Regions from separate parts of the Mus musculus genome. Here region 2 is linked to region 1. The links are chromatin contacts, found by Hi-C or POLR2A ChIA-PET in ENCODE. All regions are on one chromosome and are shown on one strand. Each heading gives the region's core, a stretch centred on a gene start or an enhancer-like site at or near the end of the contact. The rest is flanking DNA. Distances are from core to core; before and after follow the strand shown. Region 1 holds the start of Zfp60 (zinc finger protein 60). Region 2 holds the start of Zfp607a (zinc finger protein 607A).

The links. A loop is a pair of places that touch in the nucleus more often than their neighbours do. ChIA-PET counts read pairs that join two places held with the same protein, here RNA polymerase II (POLR2A).
Region 2: POLR2A ChIA-PET joins it to region 1 with 12 read pairs in Patski. The contact joins the promoter of Zfp607a here to the promoter of Zfp60 in region 1. A Hi-C loop is called at or near these places in 1 of 37 maps with a recorded cell type or tissue (regulatory T cell). POLR2A ChIA-PET finds 5 or more read pairs at or near these places in 2 of 5 experiments (Patski and embryonic stem cell).

What each region holds. Positions count from the first base shown.
Region 1 is chr7:27,726,727-27,732,869 of GRCm38, forward strand. It overlaps Zfp60 (zinc finger protein 60), which reads left to right and starts at 4,683. Exons shown (of 5, transcript NM_029531.2): 1 at 4,683-4,744.
Region 2 is chr7:27,857,964-27,863,930 of GRCm38, forward strand. It overlaps Zfp607a (zinc finger protein 607A), which reads left to right and starts at 2,622. Exons shown (of 5, transcript NM_001024726.2): 1 at 2,622-2,793; 2 at 4,574-4,626; 3 at 5,426-5,552. The coding sequence starts at 4,594.

The DNA.
Region 1 (6,143 bases), core at 3,433-5,932:
AGGGCTATACAGAGAAATCTCATCTCTAAAAATAACAACAAAAAAATTTATTAGAATAATTATTTAATTTACAGATGACAGAGGAGGTGTGGCCTTGTTGGAGGAAGTGTGTCACTGTGGAGACAGGCTGTGAGGTCTGGACAGGGTGACAGTCTCTTGCTACCTGTGGATGTAGAACTCTCCTCCAGCACCACGTCTGCCTGCACATTGCCATGTTTCCGGCCATGCTGATAATAGACTAAACCTCTGAAACTGTAAGCCAGCCCCAATGAAATGTTCCCTTGAGCCAGGCAGTGGTGGCATACACCTTTAATCCCAGCACTTGGGAGGCAGAGCAGGTGGATTTCTGAGTTCGAGGCCAGCCTGGTCTACAGAGTGAGTTCCAGGACAGTCAGGACTACACAGAGAAACCCTGTGGAAAAACCAAAAAAAAAAAAAAAAAAAAAAAAAAAGAATTGCCTTGGTCATGGTGTCTCTTCACAGCAATGGGACCATAACTAAGACAGTAACTGAGGAAGACTTTGAGCCTCTGATCCTCCAGCCTTCGCCTCCCAAGCACTGGGATTGCACATGAGATCCACCACAAGTCTGCCTGCCACTGAACTCACACTTGTTCCAGGAGGCTGGACCTCGGGTCTCCCAGACTCTCGGCTGCAGGGAAGGAGGAGCCCTGGGTGTCAGGTTTTGCTCCCCTCACTTTGTCTGTCTGTGGAGCGGTGATCACTGTGTTCATTCTGCCCCCAGTGACAAGGGCTGCAAGAAAAGCCTCCTGACAACTTTTCCCAGCATTCCAATTGTCCAAACTGACTGAGTTTGCAGAGTCTGTCCCAGGATGCTGTCAGGAGTGACTGGAAGAAAAGTTGTCCTGTCCTCCCTACAGGGACAGGACACAGAACACTGACAGTTAAACTGTGAGGGGCCCCACACAAAGCCCCTGGGATTAAAGGCGTGCACCACCACTGCCTGGCCTTCTGACAGCTTTCACAGTTGATATGCTGTGCAATTTGACTAGGCACCGTTGCTGTTCTAGGTTTGTTCTACCTGTTACTGAGATTGAAAATGAAAGATCCTGACAGAATGTAAAAGGTCACAGAAGTCCTGAAATTAGCAAAATAGATTTCATTGTTAGCAGAACTAGCTTCACTGATTTAGAAAATTAGAGATGCACGATGCTCTGGCCGCTCCTAGAACCTGTGTGTCTGCCAATGTTTTGATCGTTCCTTGAACCCAATTGTGTGCCCACTGATGAAGCCAGGTGTTTGTGATATTGGTTGCTGGGGAAGAGTCAGAAAATCTCCCCAGCAACCACAGCCGGCCAATCCAGAATTGCTACACCTGCACCAGACTCTTTCCTTGTACCCCTCCCATACCCATTTCTTGAGAAGTCAATCCCTACAGGCCAAGCATTCAAATATGAGTCTAGGGGACCATCCCTAGTCTAAACACCACACACAAGAACATGAAACTACTCAGCTATAAGATATATGCAGAAGACCTAGGTCAGACCTCTATAGCTTTTCTGATCTCTCAAGTTCCCATGAGTCTCAGTTGACTGTGAGCTGGATTTGCTTGGTGTGTCTCTAACCCCTTTGATTTCTCCAATTCTTCCTCCCCCTCCTCTGCAGGACTCTCTGAGTTCTACCTAGCATTTGACTATGGGACTCTGCATCTATTCCCATCAGTAGCTGGATGAATTCTCTCTGGTCTTATTGATGAAGACTCTGCTAGGCTACAGTCAGTTGCTTAAATTTTTCTCATAGACCTACTTTTAATATAGCTCTTAATCTCTTTGACCTCTCTTCTAGCCCAATACCTACCCCAGGTAGTGGAAGAGAAAGGTTATTAGGGGGACTGGAGAGATGGCTCAGCAGTTAAGAGCACTGACTGCTCTTCCAAAGATCCTGAGTTCAAATCCCAGCAAACACATGGTGGCTCACAACCATCCATAAGGAGACCTGACACCCTCTTCTGGTGTGTCTGAAGACAGCTACAGTGTCCTTAGATATAATAATAAATCTTGAAAAAGAAAAGAAAGGTGATTAGGAATGTGGGAGAAGTGGACCTGTTTATAAATTGTTCTTTGGAGCAAATCCCATCTCTGTTGTCGGGAAAGCAGTAGTTCAGTTTACAGGAATCGGGAGCAGCCACTCAGCAGCTCCATCCACTCACAAACACTCCACGAATACACCAGCAGTCCAGCTCAGCAGCGTTGGCATAGCAAACATGAATCAGCAGAAACAGCCAGGTCTGCAATGCATTGTTGGTCTTTAGTCTTGGCTGATCGTCGTTTCTTTGAGTCACTAGGAGCAGCCAGGATCAACAGGGGTGCCAGGAGAAGGTCTGTGTTGTGCCTCTCTCAAAGAATTGAAGATCAGTCAAGACTAGAGACCAACAATGCATTGCAGAGCTAGCTGGGCAAGACCCTGTCACTGTCTGTTGGGTCCAAACATCTCCAAACATCATGCGTCCTCCACGGGTCTTGCCTCACACCCATGTTCCTTAGCACATGAGTCTGTTTTAGCAAAACTCGAAGTGAGTCTGTATCAGCTGACATCACTCTGCTAATTGGCCTGAGTCCTTGGAAGTGGCAAGAAGCTGCCAGAACACCACCAGGAGTCTTGGTGCGTATCTCTCTATGGAGTAATGACAGATGGAGCTTAGCTATGCAGTGTAAGGTGAGACAATACATGCGTGTTGCTAGGGAAGAATCCTTCATCACATGTCCTTTCGGGTGCTTGCTTTAGCAAAAACTCCTTTCACCTGTATCTGCTTCAGAAAAACACTCCTTCATGTGTTTGCCCCAGCCAATCACCATCCTACACAACTGATTTTTCAAAGAAACCATAAGTTTCCACTTATTAGTCCCAGAACATTCTGCAGGCAGGACAAACTGTAGGTCTTTTGGTTTGCCACACAAACCATTATGAACCAATGTGGTCTACAAAGTGAGTTCCTGGATGGCCAGAGCTGTTACACAGAGAAACTGTCTTGAAAACAAAACAAAACAAAACAAAACAAACTGAACTTCATTTGATGAATTGCTACTTTGTCATCAATGGCAATGTTCTTTGTCCCCCAATCTGCCTCAACTTTAAAATCAATCTAATTCTTCTTTTGACTATTGTGAGGATGGTCACTTTGTTTTGTTTGTCTTTTGTTACAAGGTTTCTTCGTGTAGAGACTGCTGGTTCTGTAGACCAGGCTGGCCTTGAACTCTTAGAAATCTGGTATTAAAGGCATGTGCCACCACTGCCCGCCTGAGGATGGTCACTTTTAATCAGCTAGAGTATTTATCAACGTATTTTCTGTAGTTAACATCTGGTTGAGACTGACTTATTTCAAATCTAATCTGTCTATACTGTAGGCGTTTAGATCATTTACAAAGCGTCTAATATGTTTAGTGGTCCTAATAGGATTATCATTAACCTTGACACTAGTTTTCTCTCATGTTCTGGAAAAATATGTGTAAATATAAATAATAAATAAATGTGGTTTTGAAAGCTCATGTTGAAAGACTCCGAGAGGAGCCCCTTGCTCAGGCCTCAGGACAATAGCGGACACCCAAGAACTCACAAGAGACCAAGCTTGATGCAAACCACATGAGGCTTTATTCGGGGAAAGCCAGAGCTCTGGGGACGACTCATATCCCACGCAGGGGTAGAGGAGTCGACCCCAAGGGGAAAGAGGTCCCAGTTTTTATAGGCCCTCAGGGGGGGAAGGAGAAGGGGGAAGTAGGGGATTTCCAGATCTAAACAATGTTTATTCTCAAGAAATGGGTATGGGAGGGGTCCAAGGGAAGAGTCTGGTGCAGGTGTAGGAACTCTAGATTGGCCGGGCTGTTGTTGCTGGGGAGATTTTCTGACTCTTTTTCAGCAACCAATATCACAAACACCTGGCAATGGGCTTCATCAGTGGGCACACACATGGGTTCAAGGAACGGTCAAAACATTGGCAGACACACGGGTTCAAGGAGTGGCCAGAGCATTGTGCACCTCTATTTTTCTAAATCAGTGAAGCTAGTTCTGCTAACAGTGACATCTATCTTGCCAATTTCAGGGCTTGTGTGACCTTTTACATTCTGTCAGGATCTTTCAATGTCATGTTACACTAAGTACGTTTTCCCTACATAAACAAGGCATACGTCGGTGGTTGTTTACATACGTCGGTGGTTGTTTAGATACTTCCACATGCTAGTCATTCACCTTTCAAAATGGGCGCAGTTCTGTTGATATTTATCCAACTAGTCCTCACTCACGTTTTCCTATCTAGATAACAGGGACACTGACTCTCTGAACATCTGGCTGTCTGAAATCGCTGATATAAACTACCACGTTTAAAACCAACCAATTCTTTAGTTCAGTGTCTTCCAATCTACCATAGTCCCTACTAGAGCACAGCAGGTGGAATCCCTCTTGGTGCAAAGTGTAACCACGCCAGTTATATCCGGATTTGATCACGCTTCCTATTCTGTCCGGGGGTGGGGTGGGGGGTCTGGGAGACAGAACACGACGTCTCCCACAAACCACTGGCATAGCTCTCAGATGGCCTGGCCTAAGTTGTGTGCAGTGATCTCTCTGAACTACAGACCGCTAGGCTTCATCGAGTTGAGCACTCGGCACTACATTTCCCAGGGGCTACCGCGGCGGAAGTAAAGCAACTTCCGGTGCCCTGGCGGCGCTATAGCGGACGGTCGGGTCTTTCTGGTCTGAGTAGGGAATTGCTTTGTGTCTTCGGTCTCTGCAGAGTAAGGCCGGGAGTCCGGGTGTGGGTGTGGACGGTGGGGTGGATGGATGTTGATGCGTGTGTGAGTGTTTAGGGACGGTGCTGTGTGTGCGCGCGCGCGTCTCTGCGTACGCACCTTGAGCTATTTGCATTATCACCGTGCTTGTCGCTTTCTCTCGCGGCCACCAGCAGAGGACCAAGCTTCACTGAGGAGAGGTGAGGGGCGGAGTCTGAAGGGAAGCTTTCCCTGTGGTTCAGATTGAGCTTTGTGACGAGCATTTGAGGCCGAAAGTGCCTCCGAGGGTGGCCTACTGGCCTTTTCTCAGAGCTCTAGCCGTGTGAGTGTCGAGGGAAGAGAGGGGAAATGCTCACTGGGGATGCTCTCAAATGTAATCTAGGCTTACTCAGATGTAATCTAGGCTTACTCAGGCTCCCTGCGCAGGCCATTATTCAAAAGGAGGGCTGGAGGAGCGTGAGATCGTTGTTGCTACCCACCGAAGGCTCAAGGGCGAGTTTGCGCTTTCTCTCTGTGCGAGAAATGAGGGTTTTATGTTTAGAATATGGAATTGTCAGTAAATGAAGAAGGAACGTGTAAATTGATACCGCCATCATTGTGTCCCTTACATTGTCCCTCCCCTTTCCAGTTAGTATTCACATTATCGTTTCAATGACCCTTGACATCTTCTGTCTACAATCACTCCCCCCACCTCACCGACCATGTTATAGATAGGAACCGACAGAGGTTAACAAAAGGGCTTTCAAACTCCGATGTGCTAAATCGATTTCTATTTGGATGGTGTCACACGTCAGATGGCCTTAGATCTTCTTACAGGTCTTCATTTCAAAGCAGCGGAAGAGTGGAGGTTTTTGTTTTCTAGTAGATTTTGAGATTGGGAAAGTGGTAGGCTCTCTCCCCCTCCCCTCCCCTCCCCTCCATCTGGGTTGGAGTCTTGGTTCTGTCCCCTCAGGCTCTCCAGGCCTGTCAGGAACCTTAGGATGCCTGTGGTGAAGCCTGTTAGTGCAGTGCCGCCATATCCTAAGGGCCTGGTGTGCTTTAGTTGTTGCTCTGTGAGGCCATCTTGGGTTCATTCCACTCAGTGTTCTGCAGGACAAGGGAGTGTGAGAAACAATGCGATTGCTGGTGGATGTTTAAGAAAGCCACTCAAACAGAAAAGCTAGGCTTTGTGGGGTACAACGAGGCAGAAAGAAGCAGGAAGGGCAATGTGAATTCTGTAGCAGCTTGATCCCCATAACACGTTTCAGGCCAGCTGGCCTACACAGTGAGAACCTATTTCAAAAACAAGGAAGGTGAATATACCATAGAGCAGAGTGTTTTTCCAAATGTTGCGACGAACTGTTTGTATTGTGTAAATCTGTACCGTATTTATGTCCTTTGGGATGACTTAATCTAACTCACATTT
Region 2 (5,967 bases), core at 1,372-3,871, 130 kb after region 1:
GAGCCCAATTACCTAATTTGTTCCCCATGAAGGATAAGGGGTAGCACTAAGAAAAGAACTGTGACACAGGAGAGATGGAGCAGACCAACCAGAATCACACTGTGGAGAGAAAGGAGGACAGAACACATTGGCATGGCAGAAGGCTAAGCATCTTTATAAGTGATCCAAAAGCCAGTGAAACAAAACCCAAGCTTTGCAGAAGCAGTTACCTGGGTTGGGCTGGGGACTCCTTGCCTACAGTGTCTGCATTAGTAATCAGCCTGTTGGATATCTTAAAATAGATGGAGTCTTTATTTTTTTTATAAGTGCTGGTATTTATATTTTTCAAAAAATAGCATGAAAAAAAGGAAGCTTTAAACAGAAACATCTTCAGGTGATGAGCATTTCTGCCACAGGTGTGTGGACAGGAACACACAGTCACCCTGATTCCATTTAAGTTTAACTGTCTCCATTTTTATTCACTTGCATTCATAGGTGATGATGCTGTCCAAATCAACTCTGCTCTGTTGCTTTTCTGGATTTCTTCTGTCAGTTATTGAGGCTGAAAACTTATGTATGCGATACTGGATTTGGTTGTTATTTCTTATTGTTCTAGTATGTTTTCCCCGTCTTCGTGTTATAAAGGTGTGGTATTAGGAGTATACTCAGAGTTTATTTTAGTTTGCTTGTTTTGGTTTTGGTTTTTGGTTTTTCGAGACAGTTTTCCTGTGTAGTACTGGTTGTCCTGTAACTCACTCTGTAGACCAGGCTGGCCTTGAACTCACAGACATTCTCCTGGCTCTGCCTCCCTAGGCCTTGGATTAAAGGCATGTGCCACCATAATCTGAGTGTATTTTAGTTCTTAGGGTTTCACTGGGTAGCCCTCGGTGGCCTCTTCTCACAGACATGCAGCTGGCTGTGCCTCCCCATTGCTGGGATAGAAGGCATTGCTACCACGCCCAGCCATGTTTACTGTCACTTGATGACTGACTTGCCCTCTTTATTATCACTGGCAATGTCCTTTGGCCCAAAATCTGCCTCGACTTTAAAATCAAATTTAGTCTCCTTTTGACTATGTGAGGATGGTCACTTTGAATCTGCTGGAGTATTTATCTTTAACATTTTTTCTGTAGTAAACACATGGCTGGGTCTGACTTGTTTTTCAATCTAATGTGACAAACCTATACTTCGGCGTTTAGATAATTTACATTTTACTGCGGTTACTTTTATTACTAGCGTGGTCTAGTCTCGTCAACATTTGTTTACTCACATTCTGGAAAATTCGTGTAAATACAGGAGACAACAAAAGTAGTTTTGAAAGTTCAATAGTGTCACGTTACAATAAATAGGGTTTTCTAAAAACACGTGTATGTTTTTGTTTAGGCTACCTGGACATGCTAGTCCTTCATCCACTCAGTCCAACATGATGTAAGTGACTGCCTAATGGGCACAGCTCTGTTGATGCATACCGATCTGGCTCTCACTCACATTCTCCCGTCTAGATAACAGATGCTATGGTCTGACTCCCCTGCTCCCCAGCATAGCTGCAGCCATTCTGTTCTATGCCTGCCAGCTATTTCACAGTGTTGCTGTAACATGCCTGCCAGTCACTGACATAGAGAAGTGACTGAGCTCAGGGACACGCTGGCCACATACCCTGTTTTGTTCTGTGTGCTCTCAATGATCTGTATGAGGTTTGCTTATCTTATTTCACAAAGCTGTATGTAGGACCCATTGAATCAAAGGTAAATAGCAACTGTTATGTCTAAAATATCTTGAGTAAAGCTGACCACTGGGCAGCTCTTCCTGTACCTGCATATGAGCTCAGTGTTTTTTTTTTTTTTTTTTTTTTTTTTTTTTTTTTTTTTTTTTTTGGGGCTGACATTGAAGAATGCTGCTAATAAGCCAAAAAGTTTTAATACTCATGTTCTGTTATCTCACTGTTCTGAAATTCCCCAGTTCACCACCCATCCACCCCCCACCTTACTCAGGTCCTATCAGCTTAAAGGTTGCTAAAAATATACTTTGCCTAGGAAGCCAACAGCTCCCCTCCCTGCCCTTTAAACGTTTGAACCTGGTTTCTCATATAAAAAGCCTACCCTGAGAGCAGACCAGTACTACAATTAGGCTCCCGAGTCCTTTTTGCAGTCCTGAACTCCAGTATTATGGTACGTGTTTAATACACTAGTCTTGCTTAACTGAGATTGGTGTATGTATATAAGGTTTGAGTGGCGACTTCCTGAACTCCAACACAGCGACAATGAACCCTGGGAGTGTCTAGAACTTCTGTTTCTCTCTGAAATCGCTAAACTACCCACGTTCAAACCCAACAATTCTTTAGTTCAGTCTTTTCCAATTTACCATAGTCCCCACCAGAGCACAGCGAGGTGGAATCCCACTCAGTCTCAAGCAAAGATACAGCCAATTACAGCCTGATTTGATCTTACTTCTTTTGAACTTTAAAACTTCAGTTTGTCTGTCAGCTCCACAGGAGAGAAAATCAGTTACTAGTAGAACCCGGAACTATTTTGATCACAGGAGGGAGCCTCCCCTTTAAAGTCGGGGAGTACCCCCCTCCCCCTGGGAACTCTCACAAGCCACAGGACGCAGCTCTCAAATGGGCTGGGCCAAGTTGCATGCTGGGATCTCTCTGGAGCCCTGGGCTTCTCGGATCTCCGGTAGCGAGGGCTGTAGTTTTCAGGGCCACCATGGCAAGAAGTAGTGGATAGGCTCTGGGTGTCCTGGTGCCGCTAATGCGGAAAGTCCGATCTTTCTGGTCGGAGGAAGAAATCTCTAGTTGGCTTCGGTCTCCACGTAAGGCGGGAACCAGCCGGCTGGGTGTGGATGTGGACCGCGGTGTGGGGTGGTTGTGTATTTATGTGTGGGGGGACGGTGCTGCTGCAGGTGGTGGTGGTGGTGGTGGTGGTGGTGGTGTGTGTGTGTGTCTGTCTGTCCGAGTGTGCACACTTTGAGCTCTCTGCATTATCTCTGTCACCCAGTGTCACCCGGCTTGTTGCTCTCTGCTCCTACTTTCTCCCCTGGCCACAGGGGCTGAAGCAGAGGACCAAGCTTCTGAGAGAAGAGTCCGCACTGAAGGGAAGCTTTCCCTGAGGCCCAGAGTTGAGCATGGGAGGAGCATTTCAGGCCGGAAGAGTCTCCAGGGTTGCTTAAGAGAGCAGGCAGCTACTTGTTGAGCCCCAGGACTTTCCCAGAGCCCTATCCTAGCCACGTGAGTGTTGACAGAGTAGCAGAAAGTGCTCCCTGAGGATGCTCTCAGATATAGTCTGGGATCTCGCGCTTATTCAGGCTCCGTGCCTCAGCCATTACAAAGGAGGGCTGAAGTAGAATAAGGACTTTATTGCTGCACATCAAAGATTAAAGAATGAGCTTGTGCTTTGTTTGAAAATGAGGTTTTAGTTTTAGAATATGGAATTGTCAGTAACTGAAGGAGGGACAGGCAAATTGATACCTCCACCATTGTGTCCCTTACATTGTCCCTTCCCTTTCCACTTAGTATTCGCATTATCCTTCCAATGACATCCCTTGACATCGTCTCTCTACAATCACTTCTTTTTCTGAACAAATTATAGATAGGAGTCTCCAGAGGTTAGCGTTAGGGCTTTTACATCCCGATCTGTTAAATTGGCGCCTATTTCAATGGCATCACTCATCCTATCTTTACAGGCCTGCCTCTCAAAGCAGCAGAAAACTGCAGGTGGTTGACTATGTCTGTTCACCATTTCAGCTGGGAAAGTGATAGCACTGAATTTGGCATCTTTGAGAGCTAGTGATTTTCTGAGTGTGTGTGTGTGTGTGTGTGTGTGTGTGTGTGTGTGTAATGGGTAACACTGGCCAGATCCAGATGAGCAATGCCGTCCGTGGCTGATAGTGGGTGTGGATCTGTGGTATCAGGTTGAAGTCTTGGTTCTGTCCCCTCAGGCTCTCCAGGCCTGTCAGGAACCTTAGGATGCCTGTGGTGAAGCCTGTTAGTGCAATGCCGCCATATCCTAAGGGCCTGGTGTGCTTTAGTTGTTGCTCTGTGAGGCCATCTTGGGTTCATTCCCCTCAGTGTTCTGCAGGACAAGGGAGTGTGAGAAACAATGCGATTGCTGGGCAGTGGTGGTGCACACCTTTGATCCTAGCACTTGGGAGGTAGAGGCAGGTGAATTTCTGAGTTCCAGGCCAGCCTGGTTTACAGAATGAGTTCCAGGACAGCCAGGGCTACACAGAGAAACCCTGTCTCTACAAAAAAAAAAAAAAAAAAGCGGCCCAGGTGCAGGGCGAGCTGGAGCTCAGGGTGGAAGATGGGTCCCTTCTGCTGGCCTCTTCTGGAGGAGTTCAAGGCAGACATGTTTGTGCCCTGCACTCCCACACTGCCCCCTTGGCCGTGGGTTGTCTGGGTTAGGGGGGGATTGGCTTTGTGTAGACTCCTGTGTGCTTCCAATTTGTGTGTGGGAGGCTGTGAGCGGTGGGAGGGGAGAGAGTGAGTGGGGAGGCTTGAGAAATAAATGTAGTCGATGACATCACAGTGACAGAAGTCAGCCTGGGAACATCAAGTCACAATGCAGTGAATGGCTTTCTTTTTGTCCCCCAGGAGAGGAAGCCTGAAGAAGAATGGCCAGCTCCAGTTCTCAACACATGGTCTGTGTAAGTTGACAGTTTTCTCTTTGACATAGGGTGACTTCAGGTTATGTGACTCCTGCCCTCTTTCCCTCTTGAAGCTTCCCAAGGATCCGGATTCCCCCAGCCCAGTCTGCCCCTTTCCAGTGAGGGCTGGCAGGTCTGAGCACTTCCTGTCTGTGCCTCTTCCCAGCGTGCACTGCGGTTGACTTTGAATGCGTTCCTCCACGTGTGCTCTCTGCTTGGTCTGTGCTCAGGGAGGACTGTCCCTGCAGTGGAGGTGTCAGTCCCACAGGGAAACAGGGGCCTTGAGGGCTTCAGAGCTTTGAGGGGATGGTCTCATTGAGTGCCCTGGGAAACCTGATTGACATCTGTGGTGTTGTTAGGCTAATGACCCTGGGAGTTATGGAAGACTGAGGAGACATGCTGACCACCTGAAAGGTTTTTTGTTAGTTTGTTTTGTTTTGACCAAAAATTATAATATGGAATGGTATATAGTTTATAGAAGTCATTCTCATGACAACAAATGTTAACGACATCATGTGATAGTATGATAAACTCAAGGACTCACAGCATTCCTTATGTGTTTTGCCCTGACCCCAGGTGACATGTCCCTTCTGTGGGTATAGCCTGAGGGATGTGGGTGGAGTGGAGAGGCACAGGTATTGGCTATGTAGGTGGGCACAGTCGTCGTTTATGGGGGGCTCGTGCAGTCAGGTGCCTTGAGCATTTCCTTATGGCTTCCTTCCCACGCTGAGTCCTTTCCCTTCTGGTTTCCATCTTGAAAGCTTCCCCAGTTTCACTCTCCTTGTGTTTGCTCTTTCAGGGGTCAGTGACATTTAGGGATGTGGCTGTTGACTTCTCTCAGGAGGAGTGGGCCTGCCTGGATGCTACTCAGAAGGTCTTATACAGGGACATGATGTTGGAGACCTACAGCAACCTGGTCGCAGTGGGTAAGCCTGTGCCCCATGGATGGGGGATGTGTCCTCTACACTGTGGGCTTTCCTCACTCTGAATTAAAGGACAGTGCTGTCTTGCATAACTAGAATCAGAGGCTAGACAATTGTAGAGGATCCATGTTCAGTTCTCAGTACCACTAGGTGTGACTCTAGTTCCAGGGGGTCTGATGCCTTCTTCTGGTCTCCATGGCCACTGTAGTCACATGTGGTGCTCAGACACACATGCAGACAGATCGTCACATACATAGAACATAAAATAAATTTTAAGCAATAGAATTTTAAAAAGAGATAGCTGACCTCGTCCTCCCTCCTAAAGGAAGAGTGTGAGCTTTGTAGGGTTGAAGCTAGGATCTTCATGAAGTGGCTGCTTTTCACATCCCTCGGAGATTCTCTCACCGAGCTCTAGGTT